Regions from separate parts of the Homo sapiens genome. Here region 2 is linked to region 1. Evidence: chromatin loops called from intact Hi-C (ENCODE). Cell type or tissue: transverse colon. All regions are shown on one strand. Links, peaks and the distances in the headings refer to the core of each region. The heading gives the core; the rest is flanking DNA. Region 1 overlaps CNGB1 (cyclic nucleotide gated channel subunit beta 1). Region 2 overlaps USB1 (U6 snRNA biogenesis phosphodiesterase 1).

Evidence for each region. Hi-C counts contacts between places; a loop is a spot of excess contacts. Peaks named below come from ENCODE experiments on the same cell type or tissue, not always from the same donor. Only the 100,000 strongest peaks of a DNase experiment are listed, where the experiment ranks them.
Region 2: it touches region 1 in a loop (13-fold over the local background); 108 of 110 quality-filtered maps call a loop at or near these places.

The regions. Positions count from the first base shown.
Region 1 is chr16:57,896,942-57,901,941 of GRCh38, forward strand. CNGB1 (cyclic nucleotide gated channel subunit beta 1) reads right to left here. Exons shown (of 33, transcript NM_001297.5): 28 at 4,587-4,684; 29 at 4,411-4,494; 30 at 855-973; 31 at 456-602. Among named protein-coding and RNA genes, the nearest start is that of CNGB1, 72 kb to the right of the region's middle. In transverse colon, for the core only: a CTCF peak has its summit at 2,944 (motif pointing right); a DNase peak (open chromatin) is centred at 2,970; H3K27me3 peaks cover 1,875 bases.
Region 2 is chr16:58,002,744-58,009,382 of GRCh38, forward strand. All of the region lies in intron 2 of USB1 (U6 snRNA biogenesis phosphodiesterase 1), which reads left to right. Among named protein-coding and RNA genes, the nearest start is that of USB1, 4.7 kb to the left of the region's middle. In transverse colon, for the core only: a CTCF peak has its summit at 2,742 (motif pointing left); a DNase peak (open chromatin) is centred at 2,671.

The DNA of each region.
Region 1 (5,000 bases), core at 1-5,000:
AGCAAAATCTGAAGATGGATTGTGAATGAGATAATAGTGTTGTTTCAATACGAAATTTCCTTATTTTAATGAAGGTACTAGGCCAGGCGCAGTGGCTCACACCTGTAACCCCAGCACTTTGGGAGGTCAGAGCAGATCATGTGAGCCCAGGAGTTTGATACCAGCCTAGGCAACATAGTGAGACCCCAGCTCTAGAAAAAAATTTTAAAAATTAGCTGGGAATGGTGGTACGTGCCTATAGTCCCAGCTACATGGGAGGCTGAGGCAGGAGGATCACTTGAACCTAGGAGGTTGAGACTGTAGTGAGTCATGATCACTCCACTGCACTCCAGACTGGGTGACAGAGCAAGATGTCATCTCAAAAAAAAAAAAAAAAAGATAAAGGTACTGTGGTTATGTAAGAGAAATTCATTGTCCTTAGCAATTTTTTATTAAACGAAAGAAAAGTTACATACCTGGCTTTCTTCCGGAGTAACTTCTGAGACTCAGGATAATGCACCAAAATCTCATTCAGGTCCTTCTTATCCAGGATGAAGAGGTTGGTAAACCCGTGCGCCACCACGTTGGCCGTGCGCCGGTTCCCGCCCCCAACAGCCAGCAAGCTGGGGCAGAGAAGGGAGGAAGGAGGCCCTTCAGAGACTGCCGTTTCGGTCACATTCAGATCTTCATTTCCCATGTGTGGAGGACAGTGGTGGCCCCACACAGATGAGAACCTTCCCCCGCCCCCATCCCCGCATACATCAGCAGGTGCCAGTGCTGCATCTACCAAGCCGTAGACACTCGCACTGCCCGCTGGCCGCCTTCTTTCCCAGCCCTTGCCCCAGGCCCCTCACTTTACCCCAGCTGCGTCTGACCTTATTTCTCCAAACACAGATCCAGCTTTCAGCGTCACCAGCACAGATTTCCCATCAGGGCCGCCCAAGACCTGCACTTGCCCTGCCTGGATGATGTACATCTCACGGCCGATCTCCCCCTGAAACAAAGAAGTGACAAGTCCCTCTGTTCATCCCCCAAAGTCACCAGAGAAGCAGCCAGGGCTGGATCCAGAGGCTGGAGGTCCGGCAAGGAGGAACCTAGGCACTGGGGTCCAGCCCTGCCACCACAACTTGGGGTGTCGTGTGGGGGCAGTCACTTCCCTCTCAGGCCTCAGTCACCCCATCTGTAGACTTGGAGGAGTGACTACCCCATGCCCTCCATAACTGACAGGGTTGCAGTGGGGGAGTTAGTGATGTCATGGAATGGGAAGTGCCAGCTAACCTGGGAGGTGCAGGTATAATGGAATTCTGCAAATTCCAGTTAGACTCACTGATGGAGGCAGGGCAAATCAGATAGCAGCTCCCACCATCAAATGATGTCTACACCTGGCACATCTCAGGGGCTCGGGAAGAATTTGCTAACTGCAACAGGAATGGGAACAACAATAACGATAATATTCAAATTGCCTTTTTTTTTTTGAGATGGAGTCTCGCTCTGTCGCCCAGGCTGGAGTGCAGTGGCATGATCTTAGCTCACTGCAACCTCTGCCTCCTGGGTTCAAGCAATTCTTGTGCTTCAGCCTCCCAAACAGCTGCGATTACAGGCATCATGCTTCAGCCTCCCGAGTAGCTGGGATTACAAGCATGTGCCACCATGCCCGGCAAATTTTTGTATTTTTAGTAGAGACAGGGTTTTGCCACGTTGGCCAGGCTGGTCTCGAACTCCTGGCCTCAAGTGATCTGCCTGCCTTAGCCTCCCAAAGTGCTGGGATTACAGGCATGAGCCACTGTGCCCAGCCCCAAATTGCTTTATGCAGTGTACTACTTATCCTCAACAACCCTCAGAGTCGAGATCACTCTTTGCCCAAGAGCTGGGATCTGAACCCAGACAGTCTGGTTCCAGAGTTCATGGTTGTTATGGGTTGAATTATGTACTCCCTCCCAAATTCATATATTGAAATCCTCATCCCCAGCATCTCAGAATGTGACCTTATTTGGGAATAGGGTCATTGCAGATGTAATTCCTAAAGATGAGGTCCTTCTAGACCTAATCCAATATGACTGGTGTCCTAACAAAAGGGAAATGTGGACACAAAGACAGGCATAGAGACCAGAGGATGTGAGGAGACACAAAAAAAACTAGATGACCACCTACAAGCTGAGGAGAGAAGCCACCCAGCTTGTGGTGGAGTTGCACAGTGTCCCGCGGCAGCCTGGAGAATGAATACAATGGCCTTAATCCCAAGTTAAACCGAATGCATGCATGAATGAATAGCTTGCTTTGGACTGCAATTAGAAACACCTAGTCTGCCATGCGCCTTCCAATCCTCATGCCTTCACCGGCCCTTGTCCTGGCCAGCTACCTGTGAGTCACATGTGTTTAAAAGGGGAAGAGGAGGTCTACAGAAAAAAAAAATAATAATAATAATAATTAAAAAGGGGGCCGGGTGCAGTGGCTCATGCCTGTAATCCCAGTACTTTGGGAGGCCAAGGCGGGCACATCACCTGAGGTCAGGAGTTCGAGACCAGCCTAGCCAACATGGCAAAACCCTGTCTTGACTAAAAATAAAAAAATGAGCCGGGCATGGTGGCATATGCCTGTAATCCCAGCTACTTGGGAGGCTGAGGTAGGTGAAATGCTTGAACCCAGGAGGCGGAGGTTGCAGTGAGCCGAGATAGTGCCACTGCACTCCACCCTGGGAGAGAGAGTGGGACTTGGTCTCAAATAAACAAACAAACAAACAAATAAATAAATAAGGGGTGGGGGGAGTGACCAAGGACAGTAACTGTCACACTTTTGACTTATTTGACAAAAATTTCCTGTGCATTTCACACATGCATGACCCCCTTAACAAAAAGGTAGAGAGGTTTGCCTCCATGTTTCTGTTTAGTTTGACAAGAGTGAAAGGGTGAAGGGACCCTCACCTCAGTAACCAGTCCCCGGGGTGTCTCAGAGAGATCGCTGCCGAGCAAAACCAGACAGCAGAGGGCGCCCTTCACACGTGCTCACCAAGTGCTCAATTTAATTTGCAATCACAGACTCTAGATTCACTTTTTCTCATTTAAAGCAAACTCTGCATCACCCACGAAGACAACAGCAACAGTACTGGCAGCTGCTGTGTGCCAGGAACAATGTTAAGCTCTGTATGCACATCTTATTCAGCCCTCACAACCACCCCATGAGGGAGGTACTATCAACATCCCCCACTTTATCCATAAGATGAGCAGGACTCAGAGAGGGCAAGCCACTTGCCCAAGGCTGCACAGCCAGGAAGGGGCTCCAGTGTCAGGCAGGCCACTCTATTGCTCCCAAACCCCTCTTTGCCCCTAAGGTTGCAGCTTTAAATTCTCAGGTCTCTGAAGCATACTTTTCCCCTCTTCACCCCGGCTCTCTGCTTCCAGAAATTTCACTGCTGCACAGCATATAACCTGGAGACAGGGACTTTCTTGGGGACGGGGGTTCCCAAGTCTTGCAGAGCCTGCTTGGGTAATGTTTCCCCCCGTATGCTTATTAACGGTTTATTATTAACTTATTAACGGCTCTGTGCAAGAGGACTGAAACCTGGGTTCCTGACCCCTCCCGTCACTCACCAAGTGACCTTGGTCTCACCTTGAACCCCAAGGACAGGGAGCAGAAAGGGCTCTAGACATTGTCAGGCCCCAGGATTCAACTCCAGATGTTTTCTGGGATCAGAGGGTGAAGCTGAGCAGGGAGGGGGTTCTAGGGTGGGGCAGTGGGGAGTGGTGGGGGCTGTGGCATCAGGAAGGGACACGATGTCCCCCTTTGGGGCAACCTTTCCTCCACCCCAGCTGCCTCTTGCCATTTGGGAAAGTGGACCCAGCGCTGGCAGATTTTCTGTTTTCAGCCAGAAATCTGAATTTTTATACAAAATCTCCAAATTTTTAAAGGTTGGGGACCAATTCAACATTTTTTAAAAATTAGAAAAAAAAAAACCCACAGAATACCTGTGTGCTGGATCTTATCCAAAGGCCACCAGTTTGCAACCTCTGACCTAAGCCCATCCCTTCTCCTGCCCCATTTTCCTGATGGGAAGATGGAGACCCCAGAAGCAGTTCCAGCTACACAGTCAAGGCCCTGCCTCTCTTCAGGCTCCACAGTTTCCCTTTCTGTAAGGTGGAGTTGGGGGGGGGGTCTTTGTCCTGGCCCCCATGGTCCTGTGTCAATGGAGCTGAGAAAATGCTTTGCAAAGCCCGAGGCACATGTGTGTTGACTGCATAGAGTCGGCAAAGCCTCCTAATCCGCTCCTGCTCTTGGGTCTGGTCAGGTCACTGCAGCATGAAGCCGCAGACGCTCTTCTCCCTCCCCAACAATCTCGCTCTGCCCTGGGCTGGCAGGCACCCCTCCAGCTCAGTTCCTTGAAAGCCAGGGGGATGGTGAACCCCAGATCCCGTGGTGGCTGCCAGGCCAGCTCACCTTCTTGCACACATAGTCGTTGGGCAGGTAGACAACAGAGCGAAGCCTCTTCAGCATGTCAAAGATCATCTGCCGGTCACAGCCCTGTCCCGGTGAGGAAGGGAAAGGAACTTTTTAGAGAAGATTGGGCTTGGAGCCTCCCACAGCCCTGAGCGTGAGGGCACCAAAAGGTGTACCTGAAAGAGTGCGACTTTGCTAACGATGTTGTAGTTCACGTCGATGGCGAGGTCCAGCCGCATCTTGTCTGGAAGCTGCACCATCAGCTCTGACTCATCTGTGAACAAGGCCTGGCAAGGGTCAGAGGCAAGGCCGGGCCCCACCCCAGACATACATACCGGCCAAGTGCCCACCTACTGGCTCACCAGGGCACACCATTGCCCTGCCGCATGGAACCACTCTGGATTTGTAGTGCACCCTCTCTCACCTCCAGGCATTTGCCAATACCGTTTCCTCTGCCAGGAGCACCCCTGTGCATTTCCCAAACTCCTACTCATTCTTCAGAACCCAGCACTAATATCACCTCCTCCAGGAAGCCTTCCCTGCCTTCCCTTGACATCCTCCACTCAGCTACTATGTTAGTAGCCCCTGCG
Region 2 (6,639 bases), core at 1-5,000, 110 kb after region 1:
ACCTCTAACACTGGTGGTGGGAAAGTCATTGACTTAGCAGAGAAAGAGCAGGTTTCAAGAACTGGGGATTTTTCTGTCATCTTGGTTTTGAATTCGTAGCCTAAAATGTGTATTACCTCTGGGTATAATATTCTCCCTGTTCACGAGGAGGTGACCAAAGGAGAATCTGGAGCAGGGTGTCAAGGTCATGCCAGGCACTTTATTTCTGAGAGGGCCCTGGGTACGCTGGGTGTGCAAGGTTCAAATCCCACCCTAGCTCTGATCAGCAGGTGGAAGACAAAAAATGCCCAGGCTTCAGAGTCAGACCTCACTCCGCTGCCCACTACTCTGGGTGCCCTTTATAAGATACTAGACTTCTCAGAGCTTCAGTTTCTTCAAATCTAAAATGGGGGTAGCACTGGCTAGGCCAGGTGGCTCACACCTATAGTCCCAGCACTTTGGGAAGCGGAGGCAGGCAGATCACTTGAGCCCAGGTGTTTGAGACCAGCCTCGGCAACAGGTAGAAACCCTGTTTCTACCAAAAATACAAAAAAATTAGCCAGGTGTGGTGGCACACGCCTATGGTTCCCACTACTTGAGAGGCTGAGGTAGGCGGATTGACTGACCCTGGGAGGTAGAGACTGTGGTGTGCCAAGATCGCTCCACTGCACTCCAGCCTGGGTGACAGAGTGAGACTCCATCTCAAATAAGACAGTTTGGTGGCTTCTTACAAAACTAAACATACTCTTATCATAAAATCCAGCAATTACATTCCTTGGTTTTTGCCCAAAGGAGTTGCATTTGGTATTGACAGTGTTCTGGAGTTTAGCCATTCTAATAGGTGTGTAGCAATATGTCACTGTTGTCTGTTAATTTGCATTTCCCTGATGACATATGATCCAGATCATCTTTTCAATGCTTTTTGCCATCTGTGTATCTTCCTCAGTGAGGTGTCTGTTAAGGTCTTTTGCCCACTTTTTAATCATTTTTGTTTATTAATATTAATCATTTTTGTTTATTAATAAATTTTAATCATTTTTGTTTATTTAATATTATGATGTGGGTCTAATATTGGATCTTAAAATATTGAGTTTTAAGAGTTCTTTATATTTGAAATAATAGTCCTTTATCAGATACGTCTTTTGCAAATACATTTTTTTCCCAGCCAGTCGCTTGTCTTTTCATTCTCTTGACGTTGTCCTTCACAGAGCAGAAGTTTTTAAGTTTAATGAAGTCCAGCTTATCAATTATTTCTTTCATGGATCTTGCCTTTGGTGTCATATCTAAAAAGTTGTCACCAAACCCAAGATCATCTACATTTTTCTCCTATGTTATCTTTCAGGAATCTTACAGTTTTGCATTTTACATTTAGTTCTGTGTCCATTTTGAGTTAATTTTTGTGAAAGGTGGAAGGTCTGTGTCTAGATTCCTTTTCTTATATATGGATATCCAGTTATTCCAGCACCATTGGTTGAAAAGACTCTCTTTTTCACATTGTATTGCTTTTGCTCCTTTGCCAAAGATCGGTTGACTGTATTGATGTGGGTCTATTTCTGGGTTCTCAATTCTGTTCCATTCATCTATTTGTTCACCAATACCATTGGTGAACTGTTTTGATTGCTGTAACTTTACATAGTTAAGTCTCGAAGTTGGGTAGTTTCAGTCCTCCAACTTTGTTCTTCTCCTTCAGTAGTGTGTTGACTATTCTGGGTTTTTTGGGGGCTTTTTTTGGTTTTTTTTAGAGATAGGGTCTCACTATATTGCCCAAGCTGGTCTTGAATTCCTGGGCTCAAGCAATCCTCTGGCCTCAGCCTCCCAAAGTGCTTGGATTACAGGGATGAGCCACAGCACTTGGCCTGTTTTGGTTTTTTACCTCTCCATGTACACCTTAGAATCCGTTTGTCAGTATCACAAAATAACTTGCTGAGATTTTGACTGGGATTGTATTGAATCTGTAGATCAAATTGGGAAGAACTGACATCTTTACAATATTGAATCTTTCTGTCTATAAACATAGAATATCTTGTAGGGTCCAGCCCCACTGGGTCGGTGGGTTTTCTCCCTGTGTGCGGAGACGAGAGATTGTAGAAATAAAGACACAAGACAAAGAGATAAGAGAAAAGACAGCTGGGCCCGGGGGACCACTACTACCAAGACGCGGAGACCGGTAGTGGCCTCGAATGCCAGGCTGCGCTGATATTTATTGGATACAAGACAAAGGGTCAGGGTAAGGAGTGTGAGCCATCTCCAATGATTGACAAGGTTACGTGAGTCACGCCACTTGGACGGGGGCCCTTGCCTGCCTGGCAGCTGAGGCAGAGAGAGAGAGGGAGAGAGAGAGGACAGCTTACACCATTATTTCTGCATATCAGAGACTTTTAGTACTTTCACTAATTTTGCTACTGCTAGCTAAAAGGCAGAGCCAGGTGTACAGGTGTGAAGGCAGACTAGGAGCATGACCACTGAAGCACAGCATCACAGGGAGATGGTTAGGCCTCCAGATAACTGCGGGCGGGCCTAACTGATGTTAGGCCCTCCACAAGAGGTGGAGGAGCAGAGTCTTCTCTAAACTCCCCTGGGGAAAGGGAGACTCCCTTTCCCGGTCTGCTAAGTAGCGGGTGTTTTCCCTTGGCACTGACGCTACCGTTAGACCACGGTCCACTTGGCAATGGGCATCTTCCCAGACGCTGGCATTACTGCTAGACCAAGGAGCCCTCTGGTGGCCCTGTCCGGGCATGACAGAGGGCTCGCACTCTTGTCTTCTGGTCACTTCTCACTATGTCCCCTCAGCTCCTATCTCTGTATGGCCTGGTTTTTCCTAGGTTATGATTATAGAGCGAGGATTATTATATATTGGAATAAAGAGTAATTGCTACAAACTAATGATTAATAATATTCATATATAATCATGTCTATGATCTAGATCTAGTATAACTCTTGTTGTTTTATATATTTTATTATACTGGAACAACTCGTGCCCTCGGTCTCTTGCCTCGGCACCTGGATGGCTTGCCACCCACAACATCTCTCCACTTACTTAGTTCTTCTTTGATTTCTTTCATCAGAGTTTTATAGTTTTCCTCATATAGATCTTATACTTATTTTGTTAGATTTATACTTAAGTATTTCATTTTGCTGGGGGTGCTAAGGTAAACCCTGTATCTTTAATTTCAAATCCTACTTGTTCGTTGCTGGTGTATAGGAAAGCAAATATACAGAAGTTGACTTTTGTATGTTAACTTTGTACACTGCAACCTTGCTATATCATTTATTACTTCCAGGAAATTTTTTTTGGTAGTTCTTTTGGATTTTCTCCGTAGACAATTATGTCATCTATGAAGAAAAACACGCTGGGTGTGGTGGCTCACACCTGTAATCCCAGCACTTTGGGAGGTCAAGGTGGACAGATTACCTGAGGTTGGGAGTTCAAGACCAGCCTGACCAACATGGAGAAACCCCATTTCTACTAAAAATACAAAATTAGCCAGCCGTGGTGGGACATGCCTGTAGTCCCAGCTACTTGGGAGGCTGAGGTAGGAGAATCACTTGAACCCAGGAGGCAATGGTTGCAGTGAGCCAAGATTGCACCATTGCACTCCGTCCTGGTCAACAAGAGCAAAACCTCGTTTCAAAAAAAAAAAAAAACAAAAAAAAAAAACGGACACAGTGGCTCACACCTGTAATCCCAGCACTTTGGGAGGCCAAGGCGGGCAGATCACAAGGTCAGGAGTTCAAGACCAGCCTGGCCAACATGGCGAAACCCCCATCTCTACTAAAAATACAAAAATTAGCTGGGCATGGTGGCACATGCCTGTAATCCCAGCTACTTAGAAGGCTGAGGCAGGAGAATTGCTTGAACCCGGGAGGTGGAGGTTGCAGTGAGCGGAGAGTGCACCACTGCACTCCAGCCTGGGCAACAGAGCAAGACTCTGTCTTGGGGAAAAAAAAAAGAAAAACAGGCTTATTTCTTCTTTGCTAATCTGTATACCTTTTATTTCCTTTTCTTGCCTTATTGCATTAGCTAGGACTTCCAGTATGAGTTGAAAAGCAATAGTGAGAGGAGGCATCATTACCTTGTTCCTGATCTTAATGGGAAAGCTTTGGAGTTTCCTATCAGTTAGCTATAGGTATTTTTAGACATTCTCTATCAAGTTAACAAAGTTCCCCTCTATTCCTAGTTTTCTGAGAGTTTTTATCTTGAATGGGTATTGGATTTTGTCAAATACTTTTTCTGTATTTATTGATAGGATCATTTGATTTTTCTCCTTTAGCCTATTGATTGGATGGATTACATTAATTGATTTTTGAATGTTGAGCCTGCTTTGAATACCTGGGATAAATCCCATTTAGTTGTGGAGCATTATTCTCTTTATATGTTGTTGTATTCAATTTGCTAATATTTTCTTGAAAATCTTGCATCTCTGTCCATGAGAGATATGGGTCTGTAGTTTTCTTGTAATGTCTTTTTCTGGTATTGGTATGAGGATAATGCTGGCCTCATGGAATAAGTCAGGAAGTATTCTCTCTGCTTTTGTCTTCTGAAAGATTATAGATAATTGGTTTAATTTTTTCCTTAAATGTTTGGTGGGATTCTCTAGTGAACCGAACCCATCTGGGCCTGGTGCCTTCTGTTTTGGAAGGTAATTTTTGTTTGTTTGTTTGTTTGTTTGTTTTTCGGAGACAGAGTCTCACTCTGTTGCCCAGGATGGAGCACACTGGCATGATCTCGGCTCACTGCAACCTCTGCCTCCCAGGTTCAAGCTATTCTCCTGCCTCAGCCTCATGAGTAGCTGGGATTACAGGCACCTACCACCACGCCTGGCTAATTTTTGTATTTTTAGTAAAGACACAGTTTCGCCATGTTGGCCAGGCTGTTCTCAAACTCCTGACCTCCGGTGAACCACCCACCTTGGCCTCCCAAAGTGCTGGGATGACAGGTGTGAGCCACAGAGCCCAGCCGGAAGGTAATTATTTATTTATTCAGGCTGGGTGCAGTGGCTTACGCCTATCATCCAGCACTTTGGGAGGCCAACACGGGCAGATTGCCTGAGTTTGAGACCAGCCTGGGCAACATGGTGAAACCCTGTCTTTACTAAAAAAATACAAAAAAATTAGCCATGCTTGGTGGCGGGTGCCTGTAATCCCAGCTACTCGGGAGACTGAGGCAGGAGAATCGCTTGAACCTGGGAGGCGGAGATTGCAGTGAACCAAGATTGCACCACCGTACTCCATCCTGGGCAAAAGAGTGAGACTCTGTCTCAAAAAAAAAATAATAATAATTCAATTTGTTTAATAGATTTAGGCCTATTTAGATTATTTCTTCTTTTGTGAGTTTTAGCAGATCGGGTCTTTCAAGGAATTGTTCCAGTTCATCTAGGTTATCAAATTTGTGGACATAAAGTTATTCATGGTATTCTTTGATTATCCTTTTATTATCCATGGGATCTGTAATGATGTCCCATCTTTCATTCCTGATTTTAGTAATTTGTGTGCCCTCTCTATTTTTCTTAGTTAGCCTGGCTAGAAACTTGTTGATTTACTGATCTTTTCAAACAACCAGCTTTTGGTTTTATTGATTTTCTTTATTGATTTCTTGTCTTCAATTTTATTGATTTCTGCTCTAATTTTAATTATTTCTTTACTTCTGCTTACTTTGGATTAAATTTGCTGTTGTTTTTCTACTTTCCTAAGATGAAACTCAGATGATTGACTTTAGATCTTTTTCTTTTTCTTTTTTTTTTTTTTTTTTGTGAGGGAGCCTCGATCCGTCACCCAGGCTGGAGTACAGTGGCGCAATCTCAGCTCACTGCAACTTCCGCCTCCCAGGTTCAAGTGGTTCTCCTGTCTCAGCCTCCCAAGTAGCTAGGACTATAGGCACGCACCACCGTGCCCAGTTATTTTTGTATTTTTAGTAGAGACGGGGTGTCACCATATTGGTCAGGCTGGTCTCGAACTCCTGACCTCCAGTGATCCACCTGCCTCTGCCTCCCAAAGTGCTGGAATTACAGGCGTGAGCCACCATACCCGGCCTAGATCTTCTTTTCTAATATATGCATTTGATGCTATAAATATTCTTCTAAGCACCTTTTGCTGCATTCCACAAGTTTTGATAAGTTATGTTTTCATTTTTATTTTGTTCAAAATATTTATAAAGTTTTCTGGAGATTTCTTCTTTGATCCGTGTGTTATTTAGAAGTGTGTTTTTTAATCTCCAAGTATTTGGGGATTTTCCAGCTACATTTCTGTTACAGACTTTTAGTCTAATTTCATTGTGGCCTGAGATCAGACATTGTATGGTTTCTAGTCTTTTATATTTAAGGGGTTCTGATGCTTACTATTTTTCTTCAGATTGTATTTTTGCCCTTTAGTATGTCTTGTAATTTTTCCTCGATAGCTGGACATGAAGTACTATGTAAAAGGAACTGTGGTAAACAGGCCTGTATGAATGTGGTGGTGAGGTGGTGGGGGACAAGAATCCTTCTGTAGTCCTGTGATTGGGTGTCAATCTTTTGGTGAGCCGGTTCCTCTGGACTGGGAACTTCCCACACGCTTCTCAGAATTTTCCCCTTCCTAGGTGGGACAGGATGACCAGAAGGTGCTGCAGTTTGGTATTTCACTTCCCCTAGGTCAGTTAAGAGTCTGATAAAACACTTTCAGGTT